Regions from separate parts of the Homo sapiens genome. Here regions 1 and 3 are each linked to region 2. A link is a contact called in ENCODE Hi-C or POLR2A ChIA-PET data. All regions are on one chromosome and are shown on one strand. Each heading gives the region's core, a stretch centred on a gene start or an enhancer-like site at or near the end of the contact. The rest is flanking DNA. Distances are from core to core; before and after follow the strand shown.

Evidence for each region. A loop is a pair of places that touch in the nucleus more often than their neighbours do. ChIA-PET counts read pairs that join two places held with the same protein, here RNA polymerase II (POLR2A). Pooled maps may share reads with other maps.
Region 1: a pooled map shows a loop between it and region 2 (2.6-fold over the local background). The contact joins the promoter of CACNB3 here to the promoter of CCDC184 in region 2. A Hi-C loop is called at or near these places in 2 of 168 maps with a recorded cell type or tissue (IMR-90 and gastrocnemius medialis), 2 of 37 single-sample maps with no recorded cell type and 13 of 50 pooled maps. POLR2A ChIA-PET finds 5 or more read pairs at or near these places in 1 of 52 experiments (Panc1).
Region 3: a loop to region 2 is called in a pooled map, with 2.4 times the contacts of the local background. The contact joins the promoter of ADCY6-DT here to the promoter of CCDC184 in region 2. A Hi-C loop is called at or near these places in 10 of 50 pooled maps. POLR2A ChIA-PET finds 5 or more read pairs at or near these places in 3 of 52 experiments (Caco-2, PC-9 and Panc1).

The regions. Positions count from the first base shown.
Region 1 is chr12:48,816,989-48,819,790 of GRCh38, reverse strand. CACNB3 (calcium voltage-gated channel auxiliary subunit beta 3) reads right to left here and starts at 1,295. Exons shown (of 13, transcript NM_000725.4): 1 at 817-1,295. The coding sequence starts at 861. RefSeq lists a silencer at 1,028-1,497.
Region 2 is chr12:48,182,327-48,185,136 of GRCh38, reverse strand. CCDC184 (coiled-coil domain containing 184) reads right to left here and starts at 1,493. Exons shown (of 1, transcript NM_001013635.4): 1 at 1-1,493. The coding sequence starts at 1,014. The coding sequence ends at 430.
Region 3 is chr12:48,787,822-48,790,521 of GRCh38, reverse strand. ADCY6-DT (ADCY6 divergent transcript) reads right to left here and starts at 1,375. Exons shown (of 3, transcript NR_110019.1): 1 at 1,295-1,375; 2 at 403-537; 3 at 1-209. ADCY6 (adenylate cyclase 6) reads left to right here and starts at 1,433. Exons shown (of 22, transcript NM_015270.5): 1 at 1,433-1,616. RefSeq lists an enhancer at 2,486-2,700.

The DNA of each region.
Region 1 (2,802 bases), core at 46-2,545, 630 kb before region 2:
AAGAGGAGAATTAAATATTTATCGGTTGCCTGTTTCTCTGAGCAAAGCGCTTCCTCTCCATCCCCAGGCCCTCAGCTCCTCTGGCCTCACCTCCAGGCCCTCCATGCTGGGCAAGAGCTCAGGATGCCCGCTGCAGAGGAAGCCTCAGCAGGGGGCTGTGGAATAGATGGGGCTCAGTCACCTGGCCTACCCATGTGCTGGGCGCCCAGGTTTCAGCCTGGGAGAGAAACTGGGCTAGAGAAAGGGTGAGGAGATGAGGCAATGCGCAGAGATGGAGGGGGTGGAAGGGAATAATGGAGCTCCTCAAGTTTTAGGATCCGTCTGTCTGAAGAGGTTGGCCCCTGGCTCCCTGATGTCCTCTCAGCTCCCTGATGTGTCGTTTGCTTGAGGCACAAGAGGTCTAGAATGTCTGCCTCCCCAACCACCTCGGCGGCTCTCCTAGCTGTTGTGTTCAGACCCCAGAAATCCAGAATTTGGAACTCCAGACATGGCGTGTTCCCTCTCCAGAGCCTCTGTGCCCTCGGCCTCCAGCCCTGCCTTCTCCCACCCCTCTTTCCTGGGCCGTGGAGCCACCTGCTTGAGCCCTTCCCCTATACTGCCCCCTCTCTGCACACACCCGATGCCCCAGGGTCTGAGTCTGGGTCGCTGGGGAACGCTTGGCATGAAAATCCATCTCCCCACGTTCTTAGAGCGCCCCCCTACAAACCCTGCCCTGCCACTGAGGCGTTTTTCAAAGTCCTGAACCGGGGAAAGGGTTGAAGGGAGAGGAGGTGTCACCCCAACTTCCCCGCCCCCACCCTCATCGTGGGCACTCACCGCCTCCGAGTCCTCAAACCCGGGCACGTAGGAGTCGTCATACATGGGGGAGTCCGGGTCGGGGGAGCGAGCGGCGCCGGGGGCGGGAGCGGCCCGGAGGCAGGGGCAAGGACTGCGGGCCGCGCCCGGGAGATGCCACCGAGCCCCGCAGCCCTGCGGGCGGCGGCAGGGAGCGAGAGAGCGCGAAGGAGGGAGCGAGCCGCGAAGACCAGCTGCTCGGAGCTCAGATCACCGCTCCCCCCACCCCACCCCCCCAAACCCAGCCGGTCCCACCCCGAGCGCGGCTGAGGAATCTGGCGCCGGCTCCTACAACAATAGTGCCCGCCCACCTGACCCCCTCCCCGGGAGAAGGCGGGGGCGGCGAGGGGGCGGCGGCCACCGGGGAGCCCGGGCCAGGCCGGGAGAGGGGAACGAACCCGTGCTAGGTGGAAGGTGGGTCCCCGAGCACCTACGGGGCCGTGGCGGCGGGGAGGAAGGGGAGGAGAGGCTGCGGGCAGGGCGGATCCAGGCAGGGAGGAGGCGGGGCGAGGAGAGATGCGGAGACAGAGACGCTCGGCAACCCAGGAACTACTCCGCCGGGAAACAAAGGGCTGCGGCGGGGGAGGGAGGGGGCGCTGAGACCGCGAGGGAGACGCGACCCGGGCGGAGACTGGAGAGGGCGCAGGTGTCGAGGAAACCGGAGAGAGAGAGGCAGAGGGAGGACGGAGAGGACAGGAAAATGGGGAGACCGTGGGAGACAGAAGAGGCGCGGGAACGAGCGGCAGACGGGGGAGGGGTCCCAGGCGACAGCAGGGCGGGTCTGGGCCCGTGCGTCCCGGAGGCTCCGAAAGCAAACCCCGCAGTGGTCCCGGGGAGGAATGGGCTTGGTGCCCCCAGGCTAATGACAGGACGGCAGCTCCTGCCCCAACAGGTGCCCGGCCCCCTCAGTACGGGGACGCTGCGGCAAAGGCGGTGTTGCCCAACCCTTGAGAAGGGGGGAACTTTCCGTGAGCTGGGTAGGCCTCCCCACACCTGTTGCACGGATAGATTTTGTCTTAGTCCTGCCAGGATGGGGGTTCCCTTCCCCACTTCCCTGCCAAGGATTGTGCCAGACAGTGCCAAGGCATCCGTGGGAACTGGGGCAGAAAGGGGCTGTTTTAGGTGAGCCTAAAGGGAAGGGGAAAGAAGCCAGAGGGTGGAGGTAGGGGGATAGTTGTGGGTGGGATCCTGGCTACACTCGGGTTGGGAGAGGAAAGGGCCAGTCTCCTCGGAGTCACTAGGGTAAGGCCAGATTCTCCCCTTAGCAGAAGGGCTTGTACCACTCTGCACCACTCAGTCTCCTTTACAGGAGCATTGAGATTTGGGGTAAGAGAGCCGCAGCCCTTATCTTGAGGAAACTTTCCCCAAAGATCCACCCATTTGAGCTCTTTCCTTTTTTCATCTCCTGAGCAAAATTCCTTCTTTGATTTTTGACTGCCTACCTTTGTGCCCCACGAGGAGGATGTGCGTAGACAGGGGTTACACTTGGAGGCCTCCTGGTGCCCATGCTCTTGGCCCTGAGCTCAGTCCTTTTCCTTCCCAATTTCTCACACCCGGGAGTTCAGCAATCTGCTCATCCCTCCTTGGCTTGAGGAGAATCAGAAATCCAAAACTCTGACATGGCTTAGTAAGATCTATGGTAGAAAGCACTGTGCATGGGAGAGAGAAAGCCCACCCAAACCAAGTGGCTTCCCACCTGGGTCACTTATCGGTGTTATCTTGGCAAGACAAAGAAGAGCTGCATCTTCAGACTGACATCTTTAGTCTGTCTACTGTGGGTGGCCCAGAGCAGCCCTGCCCAGCACCTTCCTCATGCTGGGTTTGACAAACAACTTTGTTGCAGCCCCTGTGGCTGAAGGGACTGTCTCCTCTCCTGAGTCCAGCACCAACTGGGGTTTGGTCATATACTGGATTCTTCTGTATTGGAAGTTCCCAGACACTGCCCACTTTTGTGCCCTCACCCAGTTA
Region 2 (2,810 bases), core at 244-2,743:
AACAAAATACCCCCAATTCCTTAATTTCCAGGTAAATTGTTAGAGATTATTTGCCATGGTCCTAGGTAAGTCCTTTTTCAGAATAGAAAAAGCAGAATTTTATTTACACAATTCACGGGTTCTCCTGTTGTCTGGGAAGGGGGAAAGGACAGGATAGGGATGGATGGGAGTCCAGAGATGGGCGCTTCCTCTCCCGGAGCCTCACCTTTCCGCAGTTCGCTATAATTCGCTTAGTTGGGCAGAAAGAATTCTCGATGCTCCCAAAGTCCTTCACCCTACAAATCCTTCCTCGAGGGAGTCTCTCTCTGCCTGACCCACAAGAGCAGCTGTCCAAGTGAAGCATGCCGCACCGCGCCGTTCAGTCCCCCTCGCGTCATGCACTCGGAAACCCAAAGACAGCCCGGGAAGGTAGTGCCCCACGGAGTCCCCTCACAGGGAGGCCTCGCCCTCCAGTTGCAGCAGGGTAATGTCGGGCATGTCGAGGGGCTCCACAAGTGGCCCGTCCCCCCCAAGGAGACCAGCACAGGGGCTTTCGGGGCGCTCACAGTGACTGGAGGGTGTGGCGGGGCTGGGCATCTCCTTCTCTTCTTCCTCTTCCTCCTCGTCCTCGGGATCGCGACCCAGCAAGCCGCTGTCCCCGATCCCAGGCGAAGGAGTCTCCGGCTCTTGGGGGTCGCTCTGGAAGCTCCCCTTGCCGCCGACCACGCCCAAGCCGCCCTGGCGGGGCGCAGTGGTCATAATCTGGCACATGGAGACGATGGCTCGCTGGTTGGCGCACACGTCGTCCGAGAGCACCTGGATGTGCGAGGCCTGCTCGTCCAGGGCCCCCCTCATGGCCCTCACGTCCTCAAACAGGGCTTGCAGCTGGGCTTTCAGGTGCTCCATCAGTTCCTTCATGCCGCCGTTGTACTCCCCGGAGATCACGTCCCCCACTGCCGGCACGGTGGACACCTCCAGGGGCGCCGGCATGTCGCCGCCGTCCTTGGTCATGATCTCCAGCAGACCGTCCTCCATTGAGTGGCAGAAGCGGGTGGCGGAGGCTCTGGGTCGCGTCCAGCCCGGCCTCCGGGGTGGGGGAGGGGGTGGAGGGGGAGAGGTCCCGGGAGGGGCTAGCGGGAGCCGAGGGAAGCGGAGGCTCCCGAGACTGGCGGGGAGCCGACGTGAGAGACGAGTCCTGGGCAGAGGGCGCAGGCAGGATCGCGGGAGGCCGAGAAGAGGCTGCGGGACGAGGACCCGGCGAGGGTCCCAGAGCCGGCGTCTCTTGGGATCGCCCCGGGACGAAAGTGCCCTGCCCTGCCTCGCCTCCCGGATCGCGCCCGTGTCAGCGCCGCCCTCTGGGCGCCACAAGCAGAGAGCGCCTGCCGGTTCCGTGGGTCACAGACGCGCTCGCGGAGGGGTCCGCGTCCAGGCTGAGGCCAGCGGCGCGTCGGACTCGGGACTCCCCCAGGCCATTACCGGGCAGCGCCCGCGAGTGTGGCAGCAGCAGCTGGGGTGGGTCTCCCGGGGGTGTCGCGGATGCTCCTCTGTTTCCAAGGCGACGCACGGCACGTAAATGACGTGTGTCTCCATGGTAACCAGGAAGTGGCGAAGAAAAAGGGAGGATGGCTGGAAGCTGCAGTGGGGCTCTGGAGTCTGGACTAGCGGGGTGGGGGGAGGAGAGGGGACGCTACAGTGGCTTCGGCCAAGGCTGGAAAGAGCGTGTGGTCGCAATGTTTAATAGGGAAGTATGAGAGAGCCGTCTGCTGCAGAAACCTCCAAGTCCGGGAGAGATCGTCCCTCCCCTAGCCGGGGTATGAGACCCAGCGAGACTGCCCTGGAAAGATTTTTCCAGCCCGCATTCCTTTCTCAGAGGATGGCGCTAAAGTCGAGTCCTGCCTCCCTGTCCTCCAGCGATGCGCAGGAAAGCGGAGAGGGTAGAGAGGCTGTTGCTAATGATCCCAGAGTTGAGCTGGGGCACGGTGGCGCTCTGGAGCCGGACCCACCGGGCCTGACGGTGCAGAGGCAGGAGGAGGGCGCTACGGAGGTTTCTGCAGTAAATCAGCCCTCTAGCTATAGAAATCACCGGAGCGGGGGAAGGATGGGACTCCCTCCTTTATGAGACCCTACCGCTCCTACGCAGGTCTCTGGGAGTTTGTCCCAGATGGGGAGGCCAAGTGCTTAAGTTTTGAGAATGAAAGCTCCATAAGGGGAGAGATTTTTGTCTCCCCTGCACCCTCCATCACGGAATCCCCAGCTCCTAAAATAGTGCCTGGCACCTAGTATGTAGATGCTTAATATAGTTATTGAATGAATAACAAAAACCACCAAGTCCCACGCTCTCATCCAGAACTCCCCAAGCCAAACGTAGTGGGTTTTAGGAGACCTGAATTCAGTTTCGTTTCTGCCACTTATTCATTCAGCGACCTTGGCCACATCATTTTCCTCATCTGTTAGGGAATTGGACTGGATAATCTATAATACTATTTCTAATTCTGAATAACAGTCTGCATCATCTCACAGGTGAAAAGGTAAACTGTTGACCGTTGTGTGGAGGGTATGGATGGGGGGACTGTGTGTTAGAGTAATTCCCGCTCTCTCTTTCAGTGCCCAAGTTCAGACATACACTGAGTATCCCCAACCTTTGTGACAAGCCCTTTCCCTATTTAAGGGGTGGAGCAGGAAGGGTGGAGGAAGAAGAAAAATTGTCTTTAATATACGTAGATGATTGCAGATTGAGAAGGAATCAGCACCTGGGCAGAGCACAATAATTAATAATGACCCTAGGAAATTAGGGAAGCCAAGTGATCGGAAGCCAAAAATGAAGTTCATAA
Region 3 (2,700 bases), core at 126-2,625, 610 kb before region 2:
CAGATGGTTTTATTCCCATTTCAAGAGATTGATGATTTACCCAAGGTATATAGTTTGCAGGTACACGTGGCTGATAAATGTTGGAAACTGGCTTTCCCAACTCTTCTTTTCCTTGCCTGAAGCTCTGTCCTGGACTTAGGAATCCCAGTGGTGATTTGGAGTGGACAAGACTTGAGTCTTGAAGGACAGGACTGCAGGGAGGGCTGGTCCTGAGGAGGAAGCATCTTCAGATACCTAGGTCTTGGGATCTTGGGTGGGGAATAGGCTGCTTGGGGAAGGGCTGAATTGGAAGGAGGAGCTAGAGGTCTGACTGAGGGAATGGAGAGGGGGCCTCAAAAGGAAGCCAGGCAGGCTGCCTTCTTCCCAGCTCCAGAATGGCACCCCCTCTAAAGTCACACTCACCTACGTACATCCTGGAGTGAAACTCCTTCTCCTTTCTGCTTCCACCATTACTCTAATCCTCAAAGGGTTAACCAGCTTTCACACGATTTTCCCATCTCCCAGGTAACTTGGGCAGCTGCTCCGTGCTGGAAATAACTAAAGACCCAGTTTCTCAGTTCGTGCACTTAGCAATGCACCCCAGTAGCCCCTCCAACCCCCAGCAGAGAAGCACAGCCCTTTGGGTAAAAGATGCCTGGGGGTGAGGCTGCAAGTTGGCAGGTGCGGGGGAGGGGCTCCCAGAGAGTAGGGCGGGGGGTTGTGGGGGCGGCAGGGAGAGTGCCCCTTCCCTGGGTCCCTCCACTGGGCCCCGAGGTTCGCCTCGGGGCCGCTGCCCCAGAGACTGGGGGGAAGAGGAAAGAAGTGGTGTGCGGGCAAGCAGGCCGCACACACCTGGCGCCTTGTGGAATGAGAGCTTAATTAATTATTAAACTGAGTTCCCGCGGGAGGGCGCAGGGCCGTGACAGGCAGGGCGGGAATGGCTAGGTGGGGGCTGGGGCTGGGGCAGGGGCAGGGAGGAATTGGGGATGAAGAGTGGGCGCGGGGCGCCGGCCCAACCCCTGGGACCCTGACAGGAAGGAAGGCGACCCTCGGTGGGCGGGGCGGGGGATGTAGCCGTGAGGGGTGGGTTTGCGGGCGCGCTCGGGGACCCCCGGGGTGAGGGCGGGAGAGGAATGCCGGAGGAGGCGGCCGGGGTGAAGGGAAGGGGACCGGGCTGCGAGGTCCCCTCCCCGCGGGGTCTTGATCCCAGAACAGTAGCTGCTTGTCTTCCCAGGACTGGGGGAGGAAGCGGCCGGAGGAGAGGAGGGGGCGCGCGGAGGGAGGGGTCCCATTATTTGGCCTCCTCCGCCCCTACCCCGCTGCTAGGAAGGGGAGTGGGCAACTCGGCCCCCACTTCTGGGGAGGGGGAGGGGGATGCCCAGACAAAAGGAGCTTGTGCCTTTAAGGCGGGGAGTCCGGGAGCCAGCGGGGAGGGGACTTCTGGATCCGGGGTAGAGGGCGGCTGCGCTGGACAGCTCGGGAGGGGGCGAGGGCCGGGCGGACGGCGGACGGCGGACGGCGGGCGGGACGGCCAGGACGCGCGGGCTCGGAGGACCGCGGGACGGCCGGCCGGCCGGCCGGAGCCCGCGGGGGCGGCGGGGCGGGGGCCCAGGGCAGGCGCGGAGCCGGGCCGGCAGGTGAGCGCGCTGAGGGCTAGGGGAAGTGGCCGCTCGGGCTCCCGGTGCGCCAGGATTGGAACGCACCCGAGCGGCTCTCGACAAGAGTTTGTGGGTGGGGGCGCCGAAGCCTTGGACGGGTCGTCTCGGCAGTGTTGCCCGAGGGAGTTGGGGTTGGCAAAGGGAAGTCATGGAGGCAGTGGGATCGAGGACTCCTAGGTCCGGCGCTCGCCACCCCCGTCGCCCGCCGCCTGCCTCCCTCCACGGGGCGAGTTCCAGGCTGGCCCGGAGGCCAGGAGGATCTGGCACGTACTGGGGGAGGGGCTGGCCTGAGTTTTTTGCTGCGGGGCTGTGGGGTGTCTCCGAGTTTGGGGGAGATTCCATTTAGGGGAGAGGAACCGGCCTGGGCAGAGGGAGGGATGCCCTCTGTCTGCGGGAGTCCCTCTCCTTCCCCTCACCCAAAACCTTGGGAATGAAAGGGGTGGGGTCGGCTCCCCACATCCCCCAAGGCCTGCCGCAGGGTGGGCAGGGGAGCTGACTTTATTCAAAGCAGACTCTGGGGCTCGACTGAAAGGCTAGAGGTGGAATCAGGCGTGGGAGCCTCTTTGCCCATATCCTCTCCTTACCAGATTACCCCTGTGAGCTGGAGGGACCTGGTGGGGGTTGCATAGTAAAGGGTGATGTGGGAGCCCTCTGTAATCTTTAGGGAGAGTGAGGACTGGGGATGGGAGAAGGCGGCAGCGGGCACTGGACCGACAGATACAGGCCCTGGGTAGGCTCCTCTACATCTGGAAAGGCCCAGAATTGAAGAATTGAGGCCCATGTCCGAGTATGGTGGGTGGTGCTGGCACTGCTGGGCCCCGCCTGGGCAGTGCCTCTTACCATGAACTTTCTGAAGTCGTTTTTAATCCCCTGGAGCCTCCTTTTGCCAAGGAGGGCAGGGGCAGATGGGCCCTGGGGATGGGATAGACAGGAGGTGGCCAGGAAGGCTTGGCAAGGCAGTGGGCAGAGCCATCCTTAGGGCTGGGCCTTGGCCTTGGCTGGTTCCAAACTCTGGTCTCAGCCTGATCAGGGTTTGGGAGGGACTTGAGGTCTGGGAGGCACT